Linked DNA regions of Homo sapiens: region 1 is linked to region 2. Evidence: chromatin contacts called from ENCODE Hi-C or POLR2A ChIA-PET data. All regions are on one chromosome and are shown on one strand. The core of a region is the stretch at or near the end of the contact, and the rest is flanking DNA. Distances in the headings are between cores, read along the strand shown. Region 1 overlaps SLCO3A1 (solute carrier organic anion transporter family member 3A1). Region 2 overlaps SLCO3A1 (solute carrier organic anion transporter family member 3A1).

Region 1 (3,263 bases), core at 547-3,046, 84 kb after region 2:
GAGGCTGCATGAGCTGTCAGAGCCATCCCATTTCTCAGTGGACAAATGAGCACATTTGGTTGCAGAAGGGAGAGGGGCCTTGCCCTCGGCGACACCAGGGGACTAACAGAACCTGAATGTGGACCCAGCTTTGATGATGGTTAATAATAATGCTTATTATTAAACAAAGCCCAACTCTTTGCTGGGCAGTGTTCAAAGCTAATGGCATTTGCCATCTCTCCTTTTTATTGTAAGTATGATACATCCTATTGTCCCCAGATTCCCAGGTGAGGAAACAAGAAGCAGAGAAGTGGTGTGACTTGCCCGTGGTCACACAGCGGGTAAGGGGTCAGCTGAATTTGGACTTGAGCCTCATCATCACTATTGATTAAATGCAGCCATCTTCTAATGCTGCGCTAGGTTCCTGTATAAGCGTGAGAGTGTGTGAGTGTGTGTGTGTGTGTTTGTGCACGCCTGATCCGTGTAGCATCTCTAGAAGGTGGAGGGTGTTTCCACAGATCCAGAAACTGAGGTCAAGTCCTGAGAGTCTAAGTTCAGTGCCCTTTCTGCTATTTAAGGGAAAGAGGCCTGTCTGTGAGTTCTAACCCTATACATAAAGAATAAATGGGGTTCATTATTGAGTTTTTCCCCTTTTATTCTGTAAGTTAAAATCAACCAAATGATTGAGTTTTACCCCTCACCCATCCCCTAAGCCCATTCCTTTTAAGGGAATGGCCTTCAGATGACCTTGAAGATAGGATGTTGGGTGTCCCGCAGGGTATGGCTACACCCCACTGGATGACCCCACCTGCTATCCCATGGAAGAGAAGAACAGGCAAATGTGGCCCATCACCCCATTCACGTAGGGACACCTAGTGTTCTCTGGGAGATGAATATTCCAAACCCACATCACCATAGTCCCCATCAGGGATAATGCTTTCCTGGGGCTGCAGAAACAAAGTACCATAAACTGGGTGGCTCAAAGCAACCCAAATGTATTCTTTCACAGTCCTAGAAGCCAGAACTCCACGATCAAGGTGTCTTAGGGTTAACTTCTTCTGGAGGCTCTAAGGAAGAATCTGTGCCTGCCCCGCCTGCCTTCTGGTGGTTGCTGGCAATGCGAGGTGTTATTTGGCTTAGAGACACGTCCCTTCAATCTCTGCCTGCAATGGCCTTCCCCTCTGTGCCTGTGTCTTTCTCTCCTTTCTCTTAGAAGGACATCAGTCATTGTATTTAGAGCCTATCCTGAGATCCTTCATTTCATCTTCAGTGACTCTTATTTCCAAATGCATCGCACTCACAAGTGCTGGCGTCAGGGTTGGAGCAGTATCTGTTTGAAGGCACTATCCAACCCACTCTGTCACTGCTCTGTCATGGTATATCAGCAGCTGGGGAAGCAGTTGGAAGTCTCGGGGTAACTGAGCTTTCCCCTTTCCATCTCCACCCTCTCTTACCAAGTAGATCAACCTCTTCCCTAGGGGGGTGTTTCCTGTCACAGAGAAAGGCCAAAGCCAGCGTGCTAGAACAGGTTTCTGCAAGGACACTGTTACCTGTCTGTTTCCAAGAAGCTGTCGGGTGCCCTGTGGCTGGGCTGGTTTAGCTTTCTCTCTGCCCTCAGGCAGGGGGCTGGGTTCCATAACTTCCCAAAGCCCTTTGCAACCGGGGCACACACCACTTTCTCTGGCAGCATGGGTCCATCCTCAGGAGTGTCACATTCCCCATGCTTCTTCCGTCACCCTTGTCCAGCACTTTTCCCCAGGGCTTCACAGGACACATGCCTGGCCCTCAGGGAAGCTTGTCACTTCACTCATTATCCCGCCTGTGAGCAGCGGCTGGCAGTGTGCCCACCGTGAGCTCTGTGCCCCCGACCAGATGGCACACGAGGAGCCCAGGGCTGCTCATTCCACAGTAAGCCTAGTGGCTGGCTTCCCTGGATTTAGATATCAAAATTCACATTGGTGGAGAGAAGAGGGCTGTATCGATGCAGGGGTCTCTACACTGAGGCCTCCTTTAGCACAGAAGACCCTGTGACCTCATCAGACCAGCATTGCTGCCCAGAGCCCTAACACAGCCTGATAAGTGCATATCACTGTAGTCAGTCATGCATGGCTTAATGATGAAGACACTTTCTGAGAAATGCGTCGTTAGGCAATTTTGTCATTGCGGGGACATCACAGGGTGTACTCACACAAACTCAGATGGTGTATCCTACCGTACACCTAGGCTATAGGGTGTAGCCTGTTGTTCCTAGGCTACAAACCTGTACAGCATGTGACTGTACTGAATACTGTAGGCAGTTGCAACGCAACGGTAAGCATTTGTGTATCTAAACATAGAAAAGGCACAGTAAAACTACAGCATAAAAGATAAACAGTGGTACACCTATAGAGGGCACTTACCATGAATGGAGCTTGCAGGACTGGAAGTTGCTCTGGGTGAGTCAGTGAGTGAGTGGTGAGTGAATGTGAATGCCTAGGACAGTATTGTACACTCCTGTACCATAGGCTACACTACATTTATTTCAAAAAAATTTTCTTCACAAATAAATTAACCTTAGCCAGCTGGGCTCGGTGGTTCATGCCTGTAATCCCAGTAGTTTGGGAGGCCAAGGTAGGCAGATCATTTGAGGTCAGGAGTTCAAGACCAGCCTGGCCAACATCGCGAAACCCTGTCTCTACTAAAAATACAAAAATTAGCTGGGCGCTGTGATGCACGCCTGTAATCCCAGCTACTCGGGAGGCTGAGGCACGCTTGAACCTGGGAGGCAGAGGTTGCAGTGAGCCGAGTTTTTTTTTTTTGGAGACGGACTCTCGCTCTGTCACCCAGGCTGGAGTGCAGTGGCGCAAGCTCGGCTCACTGCAACCTCCGCCTCCGGGGTTCAGGCAGTTCTCCTGCCTCAGCCTCCCAAGTAACTGGGACTACAGACGCACAGTGCCATGCCTGGCTAATTTTTTGTATTTTAGTAGAGACGGGGTTTCACCATGTTGTCCGGGCTGGTTTTGAACTCCTGAGCTCAGGCAATCTGCCCGCCTCAGCCTCCCAAAGTGCTAGGATTACAGGCATGAGCCACTGTGCCCGGCCGGTACTTTTTAATAAAATTTTTATTTTTGTTCACTTTTTAAACATTTTTGTTAAAAACTAAGATAAAACATACACATTAACCTTGGCCTACCCAGAATCAGGATCATCAAGACATAATTGGGTGATGGAGATTTTGCAGCTTCATTATTATCTTATGGGACCACTGTCATTGTATTCGAGGTTCATCATTGACTGAAACATTT
Region 2 (3,715 bases), core at 530-3,029:
GTGTCTGGATTCATTTTTGGTTGCTGTCATAACAGGGTTGGAACACAGGGGAAGTGCTACTGGCATCTAGTGGGGAGAGGCTGCGGATGCTGTCAAGCCTCCATCGGTGCACAGGACCGGCATCCACAACAAAGAATTATCCAACCCCAAATGTCAATAATGCCAAGCCTGAGAATACCTGATTAAGGGGAAAGCAGGCTCTCGAAGTGGTTTGAGTTGGGAGCATGTTATGGGCTGAAAAGTTACAAACTATATCCAGAAACTTCTATAAAGGTATTTCCTTCTGATGTGCCATCATTCCTGGCTCAAAATTCACTTTTCTTTCTACATTTTCTATATTCAGTAAGATATGACCTGTCTGTGAGCCAGGCCTATTGGTACCTGTTCTGTGGTGAGCAGGCACCAGTAGGTGACAAGGCAGGCAAGAGAGAGTGTCCCTGGACCTAAGAAACCAGGCTGTGGACCCAAAGCCATCTGGAAAAGACTCACGGGATGTGGGACATCACTCAAGGCTCAAGGTCAGCCTGGGGTCCAACAGTAAGGATAAGAACCAGGACAGCAGGTTCCAGAAAGCCAGGTCCCTTCATAGGAGGTCAGCCTGACCTAAACGGACACCATTTTCATTATTGTTATTATTATTATTATTATTATTATTATTATTATTTCTCTAAGCCTTCTTAGCATTTGCAGTGTATCCTGGGGGAACTTGCAGTTTTCAGAGACAGACTCATGAATAAAAATGAGTTGTGTAAATTCCTGTATTGAGAGTATTTGCCAAGTGCTGCAGGGCTCCAGAGGAGGCAACGGGCACCTTGGCCTGGAGAAACAGAGGAGGGTGAAGGTTTCTGGGTGAGTCACTGCTGGAAACTAGAAGGTGAAGGGAGAGTCCAGGCAGAGGGAAGAGCGTGGTGGGAGGTAAAAGGTGCCAGCGGGCAGAGCCAGGCAGGGTAGGCGTGTGCTGTGGGCAGGGCAGGGAGGCGGGAGGTGGGGTGAGGGGAAGACCACAGGGAACTCCCCAGGGAGCAGAGAATTGGGTGCCTCCTGCAAGTGTCCACTGTGGCTTCTAGGGAAAATCTCTCCGAAAGAGGAAAGATGTGCTGTGCTGGCAGGAAGGCGGAGACATTCATTTCCAGTCCCTCTGTGATAGGGTAGGGGTGACCCTGTCTTCAAGAGGTGTGATGAAGCCAGTGTCCCCATTTAGCATCAAAATAGACAAGACAGTTCCTTCATTAAGAAAGCAAATCTTGCTGGCACTAGATACCCTTTACAGAGGGCCAGGCTCTGGGAGCCTCCCTGTCTGGGTTCCCATCCCAGCTTCTGGGGTTCCTCTGTGTGCAGTCTGGGGTAGTTAACTTAATTTCTCTGTACTGCAGTTCCTATCTGTAAAATGAGTAGAATAAGTGTTCCTGCATCATAGGTGTTTTATGAGATTAAATGATTTAGTGCAAATAAAGTGCCTGGAATGGTGCCTAGAATATAGTAAATTCTCAGAGTTAACCAGTGTTATTCTCTTTTTACCATTTAGGGAAGGCAGAGGAAAGGGCTTTAAGAGTGTCATGTTCTAGAGCTGAACTTGTGAACTGGTACCTAGGTGTGCTGCAATTGGCTGACAGGTGCGCATTTTAAAAAATTGAATTTGAATCCTTTGCCTGGAGCTGGCATGATCCATGATTCATCATAGTCCATCCTCCACCCCACCCCCTTGTCCCAAGCCTGTCCAGCAACACACATGCAGTGTCCCCTGCAGTTGGCTCCCTAAACATGAGAGCAGAGGACACTGGCGATTGCATTAAGCGGACAGAAGTTACAGGAGGAACCATTGGCAGGATTAGCCACAGACTGAGTCAGCTGTCATGCCACACACTTGGTGAGAGCCCTGCTTATGAAGCAGCTGTGTATTTCAAATGTTGGGTTCAGCCTAGGAGCTTGTTGATGATCACTTTCTGTGGCAGCAGGTTCTAGGGCCAGGGGGGCACCCTGCCAGCTTCTGTCTCCAGCAGACAAGCTGCATCCAGGTACAACCTTCCTCTCAGCCTGTCAGACGTGCGTCTGCACTGCTAGCACAGCCTCCTCCTTCCTACGCCTCCACCTGACCTGTTCCTATAACTATGAGATTGCCCCTTACAGCCACCCAGTGGTGGACGCTCCAAGGCAGGCAAGAGGAGCAGCCTACTTTCCCTAGCACACACCAGCCTGAAGAGCTGTGCTAGTGGTGGAGTGAGGAAAGAACCCTGGCCCCAGAGGTAAAAGACCTCACTGAAGTGTGACCTTGGTCAGATCACTGAGCCCTGCAGTCCTCTTTGTTGTCTATAACCCCTGGGGTACTGTATTGCTTGCAGCACCTCACTTGATTATTGGGTTGTTAGAGAGAGGCAGTGTGTGTAGAGGTGCCTTATTATTATTATTTTTAATGTTAGATACTCTGCAAATGATGGACATTCAAAATAATTAGCAATGCTGCATTATTTCTTGAAGTGTGGCCAACCATCCACAGCCTGGGCTAGAAAGCAGAAATGGGGATGTTGATTGTGATGAGGGTCCCAAACTGTACTGGGGAGAAGATAGATGGAAGCAAAGAAACTCTATACACAGAGAATTTCAAAGAGTTAGTACCAAAAAAAGACTGTAAAATATCTTAATAACTTTTGTATTGACCATGCATTGAAATGACACTTCAGATATTTTGGATTAAATATTAAATATTATTAAAATTAATTTTGCATGTTTCTACTTTTAAATGTAGCTACTTTATTTTTTTTAACATAGTAGAAAATGTACAGCGTATTTTACTTTAGACCAGCTACATTGCAAGTGCTCACTAGTCACATGTGGCTGTCATTGGACAACACAGCTGTAGCCATGTACCAATTGCATTCTGTACGTGCCATTGGGCTTCGAGACTTTTTCCTCCTTCTCCTTGGAGTAGCCTCAACTCTATCGGGGAATCCACGTTGGGCACCAGATATCGGGGAATCTGCCCCGATATTCACGTAGGTTCTTTTCTATTTTCCTTAAGTGCCGGCCAGCTTGAGAAATAAAGGGACAGAGTACAAAAGAGAGAAATTTTAAAGTTGGGCGTCCGGGGGAGACATCACATGTTGGTAGGTTCCGTGATGCCCCACAAGCCGCAAAAACCAGCAAGTTTTTATTAGGGAGTTTCAAAAGGGGAGGGAGTGTGCAAATAGGTGTGGGTCACAGACATCAAGTACTTTACAAGGTAATAGAATATCACAAGGCAAAGGGAGGCAGGGCGAGATCACAGGACCACAGGACCGGGGCGAAATTAAAATTGCTACTGAAGTTTCAGGCACCACTGTCATTGAGAACATCTTATCAGGAGACAGGGTTTTGAGATCAACCAGTCTGACCAAAATTTATTAGGTGGGAATTTCCTCTTCCTGATAATCCTGACAGTGTTCTGGAACTAGATAGGGGTGATAGTTGTGAAACACTGTGAAAGTACCACAGTGTCACTAGTGGTAAATTTTTGCTACATGTCATGAATGATTGGATGGATGGATACATGGATTGTGCAAAAACGTACTGCCTGAGGTTTTGTCAGTGCAATGAGACCAGCAATCAATTCCTCATTGCCACCTGGGGGGTGACATGCACTGGTCTTCCCTACATTATGATGACCCAAGAGCTTCAGCCTCATGTTGCTGACCCTCCTTTCTGTATCCTCATGGCTCATTGAGAGAAGCGAAGGAGCTGT

Evidence for each region. A loop is a pair of places that touch in the nucleus more often than their neighbours do. ChIA-PET counts read pairs that join two places held with the same protein, here RNA polymerase II (POLR2A). Pooled maps may share reads with other maps.
Region 1: a map of heart left ventricle shows a loop between it and region 2 (2.4-fold over the local background). The contact joins two enhancer-like sites. A Hi-C loop is called at or near these places in 13 of 168 maps with a recorded cell type or tissue (HCT116, Right ventricle myocardium inferior, aorta and 6 more) and 3 of 50 pooled maps. POLR2A ChIA-PET finds 5 or more read pairs at or near these places in 1 of 52 experiments (A549).

The regions. Positions count from the first base shown.
Region 1 is chr15:92,057,740-92,061,002 of GRCh38, forward strand. All of the region lies in intron 2 of SLCO3A1 (solute carrier organic anion transporter family member 3A1), which reads left to right. Among named protein-coding and RNA genes, the nearest start is that of SLCO3A1, 210 kb to the left of the region's middle. Within about 2 kb of position 1,797, at least 2 of the 41 ENCODE cell types and tissues checked have a DNase peak (open chromatin) inside an H3K27ac peak, as active enhancers do; they include heart left ventricle, where a contact is called at or near this core.
Region 2 is chr15:91,973,637-91,977,351 of GRCh38, forward strand. All of the region lies in intron 2 of SLCO3A1 (solute carrier organic anion transporter family member 3A1), which reads left to right. Among named protein-coding and RNA genes, the nearest start is that of SLCO3A1, 120 kb to the left of the region's middle. RefSeq lists enhancers at 452-952, 953-1,453. Within about 2 kb of position 1,780, at least 6 of the 41 ENCODE cell types and tissues checked have a DNase peak (open chromatin) inside an H3K27ac peak, as active enhancers do; they include heart left ventricle, where a contact is called at or near this core.